Regions from separate parts of the Homo sapiens genome. Here region 1 is linked to region 2. The links are chromatin contacts, found by Hi-C or POLR2A ChIA-PET in ENCODE. All regions are on one chromosome and are shown on one strand. Each heading gives the region's core, a stretch centred on a gene start or an enhancer-like site at or near the end of the contact. The rest is flanking DNA. Distances are from core to core; before and after follow the strand shown.

Region 1 (4,083 bases), core at 779-3,278, 110 kb after region 2:
TGAAACCCCATCTCTACTAAAATACAAAAAATTAGCCAGGCATGGTGGCCTGCGCCTGTAGTCCCAGCTACTCGGGAATCTGAGGCAGGAGAATCACTTGAACCCAGGAGGCGGAGGTTGCAGTGAGCTGAGATCACGCCACTGCGCTCCAGCCTGGGCAACAGAGCGAGATGCTGTCTCCAAAAAAAAAAAAAAATCATTGTTTTAACATGGATGTGAGCATGGCCTCAACCTCAACTCTGCCTCCCAAAACAATTCTAAAAAGAACTTTTCCGTAAGTCGGTGTGAGCACATCTAAGTAAAGGCTAATTAATAAATTAAATCTATGGTAAATTGTCTCTGCACAATGAGAAAGACTTTGTCTTTAGCACCTGTTCAGGATGGCTCTATAATCATGCATCTGTATTCAGGGACAAATATGCTTTGGGTAGAAAAATTCCAAATACACTGCTCTCTTCCTCACTCCAAGTCTGTAGGAACATTTCTTCCCCCTCAAACACAGGCCTCTCATCGGCTTTGTTTGATTCAATCAATGTAGGCCTGTCCCCGGCATTTCAAAGAAAAAAAAAAAAAAAACTCAAGGAATTGGGGTTAGTATTGCCCAGGCAACCACTTTAATGTTGCTAGTCAGAATATCCCAGGGCTACAGGTTCATTTTTGTTATCTCCATTTTTATTAGGTGTTAGATTTGCTTCCTTTCCAGCAAGAATGAGGCTGGCTTTGTTCTCTTCAATTGCAGAAAGAAATCATCAGAAGAAATATCTTGCATTTTGCTTTGCTTGAAGAGGAGTTATTAACTTGAAATAACACAATACGAGTCTCAAGGAAAATAATTTAAAAGGGCTATTACAATCTTAAATGAAGTGATTTAATTAAAAAAATTCTAACCACATAAAAATTTTCGCTAGAGCACATCAAGATGGCTAAAGCACTTATCTCTAGGTCTGTTTAAATAGCTCTAAAAGCAATTTCTTAAATTAATTATATGAGGAAAAATGTTTTGCCTTTTTGGGAAGAAGAGCTATTTAACCAAAGTCCTTTCCTGATGAAGAAACTGCAGCTATTAAAAAAGTGGGGTTTGTTTCCTTTCTCTTTTTTGGCTATGCTTTTTCAAAAACCTCCTCTGGCTCTGACCAATTATGCTATAAGATCCATCTGAAGAGTCAGACGGAAAAGCAGTTTCATGACTTTGGAAAGCTCACATTCAAAATTGAAAGTTTCAGTTCAGTATTATTCCCCCCCTCTCAATATCTATTTATATACAAGAAGCTAGGTGAAATCAATTTCAGGGAGACTTTTCAACTCTGAATATAAATCCTTTTATGACTCTGCAATACGGTCAATCAAACTTGGGATAGGAAGGAGAACAAAAAGGCAGTTTCCTTTTTTATTTTTAATAAATACACTAACGTTGAAGAGTCATTTTGTATCTTTGGGGGTTTCCCTATCAGGCAAAATTAAATGAAACGAACTCTTCCTTTGATTTATAGACAGCAAACGAGAAAGACATCGCATATGCAGTAAAATACTCTGGAACAAATTGGGACAACCGGGTGCCAAAGCCAAAGAACCGCAGATCACAGAAATCCTGGGTGAATTCTGAAAAATAAACACTCCTTTAAATATTACTTACAAAGGTTTATTAAATGGATTTGTTCTTAAATATCACCTCTGCATAATCAGTAAGTGAGTATTAAGTGAAAAGGTGAGAGAAATAGATGGTATTAGGAGCAACTGGAAACCTCCAGTTTTTCTTGCATGCCTGTCCATTCATATTCTGGTTAATCTATTCTTTGATATTTAACATAATGGAACCAAAAAGTAGGAGAGAAAAAAGCCTGCAGATTTTAGGTATTTCAGAAATCATACATGATATCTGAGGTTTATTCAAGAACCAGTGTTTCAGAAAAAGCGAGAAAGAGAAAAAGCACTTTGTAAAATGCATTTAGGAAGTTTCTCTTTAACAGTCATGCTCTAACCAGAGAGTTCTTATTAAAATAATTTACCCAAAGTGAACAGATGTTGGCTGGGCGTGGTGGCTCATGCCTGTAATCGCAGTACTTTGGAAAGCCGAGGCAGGCGGATCACTTGAGCTCAGCTTGGGAAACATGATAGACCCATCTCTACAAAAAATACAAAAATTAGCCAGGTATGGTGATATGCACCTGTAATCCCAGCTACTTGGGAGGCTGAGGTGTGAGGACCGCTTGAGCCTGGCAGGCAAAGGTTGCAGTGAGCTGAGATTACACCACTGCATTCCAGCCTGGGTACAGAGCAAGACTTTGTCTCAAAATAAAATAAAACAAAACAAAAGTGAAGAGTTGATCAATCCCAGGATGAAACAGTAGAAGGAACAGGGAAATGAGACTAAAGATATTGTGGCAGAAACAAAGATTTTTAATTTATGTTTTGGGAAGAAGTCAGGAATGCTTTTTAAAGCTCCATCTCAATGTCAAAGAAATAAATCCATTCCTAAAATTTGTCCTGCTCTGCTTTAGTTGCTAAAATTCACAAAGAAAATGAGTAATGGTGCTGGTGATAGGTAATGCTTCTTTAGCACTTACCATGTACCAGGAGGCACTGTGCTGATCTATTCAACTGAAATATCTCATGTTAACCCTCACCAGAGCTTTCTGGGATAAATGCTCTCATTATTCCCATTTTAAAAACCAGGCAATCTAGGCACAGAATGGTTAAGGACCTTGCCAAAGTCACATGGCACATGACAGAGAAATGAATACACACCCAGACACTCTAAACAGATAGAGAAACGGAAAGGAAGCTCCACTGGGACCCCCTAATTAAGTGTGAGGGGCTACAACATAGAAATGAATCATGAAGATTTAGTTATTTCACAAAATATACAGAGTATAAAGACCCAAACATGAAATACCAATATAGAACATGTTTGAACTGATACAAAGTGACCTTTGACCTGGGTTTCTCCTGGACAATTCTAATTTCATAGAATCTGTCTCAAGAACACTACTAGGTACTTAAATGCCCAACCCTGTGTCCCACAAGAAACACAGTATGTTTTTGACTGTCCTTTTAAGAGATTTCACACTGTAAAAACCCTCTAGTGGCACTAAAAATACTATAATAAAAGTGATCATTCCTGAAAATTATTACAAGGCTTGTAAAGAGAATTCTAACACTACAGCCTACACAGGAAGGCATTATGCTAACACCAACTAACTGCTGCGAAAACAATTCACTTTCTTTTAAACAGAAAAAGGGAATGTTCCACGCAGGCATATGTTCACATTTTAACTGAGCAGTGGGGATAAGAAGCACCCTTCCAAATTGTGCTGTCCGACACTGTCGCCCCTAGCTAATGCAAGATTTATTTATTTATTTATTTATTTATTTATTTATTTATTTATTTATTTATTTTGAGACGGAGTCTCGCTCTGTCACCCACGCTGGAGTGCAGTGGAGTGATCTTGGCTCACTGCAAGCTCCGCCTCTCGGGTTCATGCCATTCTCCTGCCTCAGCCTCCCGAGTAGCTGGGACTACAGGTGCTCGCCATCATGCGCGGCTAATTTTTTGTATTTTTAGTAGAGACGGGGTTTCACCGTGTTAGTGCAAGCTCCGCCTCCCGGGTTCATGCCATTCCCCTGCCTCAGCCTCCCGAGTAGCTGGGACTACAGGTGCTCGCCACCATGCCCAGCTAATTTTTTGTATTTTTAGTAGAGACAGGGTTTCACCGTGTTAGCCAGGATGGTCTCAATCTCCTGACCTCGTGATCCGCCCACCTCGGCCTCCCATAGTGCTGGGATTACAGGCATGAGCCACTGCGCCCGGCCTGCTAATACAGGATTTCAAATGCTTAGTAAGAAACAAAAAGGCAAAATATCTCATCAACATTTTTAAAATTCTGATTACATGTCAAAATGACATTTTAGATATACTGGGTTATATAAATTATTCTAATTAATTCCACCTGTTTCTTTTTACTTTTTATGGTAGCTGCTACAAAATTTAAAAGTCCCTATGTGGGTCAGGCACAGTGGCTCACCACTGTAATCCCAGAACTTTGGGATGCCAAGGCAGGTGGATCACCTGAGGTCAAGAGTTCA
Region 2 (4,215 bases), core at 921-3,420:
GGGTGAAAGAGCAAGACTCGGTTTCAAAAATAAAAAATAAAAATAAATAAATAAAAGAACAGGATATTAAATATTTCCTAAGAAAATATAAACATACATACACGTTAAAAGCAAACTAGTAGTATATGCACAAAACTAGTGCTAGCTTTTATTTGAGAAGAAGGGGAGAAGGGTCTGGGGTTAGGAAACAAGGAAATGAGGTTTGTATGAAACATTTCAACTTTTCGCCCAGAGAAAATAACTATGTATTGCTTAGAATAATTAAAAATCAATCATAAAAATAAAGTAGCCTTAAAAATTTAGTCCAACTCCTCTTAAGTCAACTCAGCTATCAGGACTTCGCAGAAACAGACCTAAAATAAAAGGAGTTTCAGCAGTTATGGAACGATGGCTCCCAGCAAAGTCTGTAGTTAAGCACCCCAGTCCTTCCGGACCTGCTATGGGTATACGCAGGATTTGTTCTATGTGTAGCTGTAGCTACTCCTCTGGATTTGTTCTATGTGTAGTTGTTGCTACTCCTCTGTAGCAAAGAAAAGAAAAATACAATGTCTCAGTGCATTTATCTTTTGATGACTGTGTGGGCTTCCCTCACACTGCATCATCACCTATTTCATTAAGTTCATCACATTCTCTCACTAATTAACCTTTAGCAGCACCTGGGCTTCAGTCAGCGAGCGTAAATCTCATTCCCATAACTTAGGGTGCGAGACTCTGTTTTATTTCAAATCCATCTTTCAGGGAGAGCTTTCAAATACGTTGAATCCTATAGCACTCTTTTTCATCACCTACACATATCTTTTCACCGCATTTCCAGTTTATAAAATAAAACCCTGTAAAATTATTCATGAAATTTCCCATGCTGCAGGTTCCCATAATCTATTCAGGTAAGAAATGCAAAAAACAAACCATCCACCATTATGTTGATTTGAAAGCATTAATTGTGGCCATGGTTTTATGAAGAATGTTATCTATTTCCATCCTGTACAAATTTAGGAGAAACTGTGGTTTCCTGTTCCAGGGTGTTGTCCAAAAATGACTCCACAGAAGTCTGCAAAAATAATCTTTGACGTTTTGTTTCAAGAGGAATACTTGGAGTGTTTCCCACTGAGAGAGGAAATGGGTTTGTCCCAACTGCAAAAGGCCCAGTGTACTCCAAAGACTGCAAGAACAAACGCAATTTAGGTTTGAACAATGTTTAATGAAATCATTATTTCACAAACACTCCGGGAAGGAACTTTTGCTGTGATATCAAACTGTTCTCCAGCCAGATGGCCTGACTTCCCTGAACTTCAGTTTCCTCAACTATAATGTGAAGATGAATTGAATTACCTGCCTCTTTATGAGATTTATTGTAAGGAATAAAACAAGTGCATTGTGCTTGGCAGAGTGCCTGACACATAGTAGGAGCACAGTACAGGTATTTTACACATGTATACATGTGTGTGGGTGTGTCTTCTCCTTTAATAAAGCATTAGATTGAGCATAAAGACGACTCAAGATATAGTATACTGAGCAATTTAGGGAAGAGCAAGTCTTTATATTCCATGTTCATTATAGGAACAACCTGGTTTAACAAAACGCATAATGAATAAAAATAGTCTGAAATAATTCTAATATGAAAAGATAAAATACATTTGCAAGACCTGATGAGTTGCTATAAGATATATTAAGATACTCTAAAGTATAACTCCACTTTGGAAAAGAACAGCCTTAACTTGGAAAAGATAAAAAATGCAAATGTTCCTTCAGCATTTTCCTTTAATTCTGACTCACTGAATGTGAAGTTTGCCAACAGAGGATTTCAGGGCCAAAATGGGCTGCTCAGAGGTCAGGCACACAAAGTGCTTTCCCTTGACCAAAGATCATACAGAGCCTGCCTAGGGCAAAGACTGCAGCAAGGCTGTGACTTCAGCCCCACCCAGCAGTCACAACCACGCGTGAAGGTGGGGGCATGGCGAGAGAGAGTGCAAACATGGAGGGAGGTTTTCACCTCTACCCCAAGCCTAAGAGGCTTTTCACTGCCAGTCCTGTAGCATGAGGCACTCCAGGACATGCACTTCAGCCAATGCAAAGTGTGCATGAGAATTGCCTACGTCCTCAGCCACAGCTCAAAACCAGGAAAGGCTCCAGGTTCCCTAACACTCATCAACTAGAGTAACAAACCCTTCATCTGCATAAGTATTTACAGCTCATGGCAGGGGACAAGGCGTCTCTGCAAATACTTTCATAAAGTCTGAGGAAGAAGACAAGGGGAAAAGCAAGCTGGATCCAAAGGGAAGCTCTCTATATAGAATGCAATTATGTAAGAGTTTAACAGTGGAAGCAGAATCAGAAATTCGTCCGTCACAGGACAGAAGGCTGTCTTAAGCCTCTGTCTGCATCTCTTCCAGAACAGGAAGTCTCTGTGAATATCTGGACATGTTGACCAGCCCAACTTTAAGGCAGAGATTTTTTTTTTCAAAGATCATTTATTTGTTTTGTTCTGGATTTCCAGACAAAGAACATGCTTCATACAATCATTTGAACCTCTTCTATCTTCTTGGCTTGAGTTTTTGGAGCAATGAGCAACCTGGAATCCCCGAAGGAGGGAGGTCTATTAGAATTTTCTGCAGTGATAGCCATGTTCAGTGTCCTCGCTGTCCAAGATGGTAGCCACACTGGCTCCTGAGCCCTCAAAATACAGCCGGTGAGACTGAGTGCATGAGTGTCCTGGGGTGCTAATAACAACACACCACAAACTGGGTGCCTAAAACAACAGTTGTTGTCTCACAGCTCTGGAGGGCAGAAGTCCAAGATCAAGGTGTCAGCAGCACTGGGCCCTTCTCAGAGCCATGAGGGGAAGATCTACTCCATGCCCCTCTTGAAGTTTCCCGTGGGCTGATGGCAATCTTCGGGGGGTTCCTTGGCCAGTAGATGCCTTGCCCTGATCCATGCCTTAACATTTGTGTGGTGTTCTCCCCGTGTGCTTGTATCTCCATCCAAATTTCCCATTTACATAAGGACACCTGTTATACTGGATTAGGTGCCCATTCTACTCCCGTATGGCATCATCTTAACTCATTATATCTGTAGCAACCTTATTTCCAAAGAAGGTCACTTTCTGAAGTACTAGGGGTTAGGAATTCAACATATGACTGGGGGAAAGGGGAAACAACTCCACTCCAAACACCGAAGAATTGAATTTTTAATTTTATTTTTCCATCTATTTGAATGTGAATAGCCACATGTGGCTAGTGGTTACTGTACTAGACAGCACAGTCGCAAAATATTGTCCCTCTCTCTCTATTTTTTGAGACAGGGTCTAGCTCTGATACCCAGACTGGAGTGCAGTGGTGCCATCTTAGCTCACTGCAACCTCCACCTCCTGGACTCAAGCAATCCTCCAACCTCAGCTTCCTAAGTAGCTGGGACTATAGGCATGTGCCACCACACCTGGCTAATTTTTCTATTTTTAGTAGAGACGGGGTTTTGCCATGTTACCCAGGTTGGTCTTGAGCTCCTGGGCTCAAGTGATCTGTCTACTTCAACCTCCCAAGTGCTGGGATTACAAGCATGAGCCACCACGCCCAATAAAAATATTGTCTCTCTTTCACTGTGCTTTTACCAAGAGCTTGCTGTGTTCTAGGTACTGTGGCAAGCTCTATGCATAGAAGGCACTGGTGCCACCAGTTACCCAAGGAGGAAGCCCAAGTTCAGAGAAGGTAAATAAGGTACTTTATTCAAGGTCAATGAGCCTCAGAGTCAGGAAGGGAATCCAGATGGGTGTTTTTTTTGACTCTGAAGCCTGTTTCTTGAGCTGCCCCAGTGGCTGTTTCCTTTACAATTTAAATAAGAAACCACCCTAGGACCTGCAACCGTCACATGGATGACTACATTCCTAGCTGCTTCTTATAGGAAGACAATTCATCACTCGGATATTAATTGCTATTGTACGAATTAATTACTTGCTATTGTAGCTTTAAGCCTTAACAATGTAACAATAATTGTCTCTTTTAAATTACAGGTATAAATAATAAAATACAGCAAATCAAATATTTCGAGCATTTATCAGAGATTAGACACCGTAGTGAGTGCTTTAGGCAGATCTTCTTTAATCTTCACAATAATTACTATTATTATCCCTATTTAATGGATGAGCAAGCTGAGGCTTTCAAAGGTTAAGCACTTTGCTCAAGGTGACAGCGCAAATTAATGTTACATCTGGAACCCAAATTC

The links. Hi-C counts contacts between places; a loop is a spot of excess contacts on that map. ChIA-PET counts read pairs that join two places held with the same protein, here RNA polymerase II (POLR2A).
Region 1: a loop to region 2 is called in a map of heart right ventricle, with 2.1 times the contacts of the local background. The contact joins two enhancer-like sites. A Hi-C loop is called at or near these places in 3 of 168 maps with a recorded cell type or tissue (heart left ventricle and heart right ventricle). POLR2A ChIA-PET finds 5 or more read pairs at or near these places in 1 of 52 experiments (HEK293).

The regions. Positions count from the first base shown.
Region 1 is chr3:61,732,023-61,736,105 of GRCh38, reverse strand. The region is part of intron 1 of PTPRG (protein tyrosine phosphatase receptor type G); the gene reads right to left. Among named protein-coding and RNA genes, the nearest start is that of PTPRG, 170 kb to the right of the region's middle. Within about 2 kb of position 2,028, at least 3 of the 41 ENCODE cell types and tissues checked have a DNase peak (open chromatin) inside an H3K27ac peak, as active enhancers do; they include heart right ventricle, where a contact is called at or near this core.
Region 2 is chr3:61,845,991-61,850,205 of GRCh38, reverse strand. All of the region lies in intron 2 of PTPRG (protein tyrosine phosphatase receptor type G), which reads right to left. Among named protein-coding and RNA genes, the nearest start is that of PTPRG, 290 kb to the right of the region's middle. Within about 2 kb of position 2,170, at least 22 of the 41 ENCODE cell types and tissues checked have a DNase peak (open chromatin) inside an H3K27ac peak, as active enhancers do; they include heart right ventricle, where a contact is called at or near this core.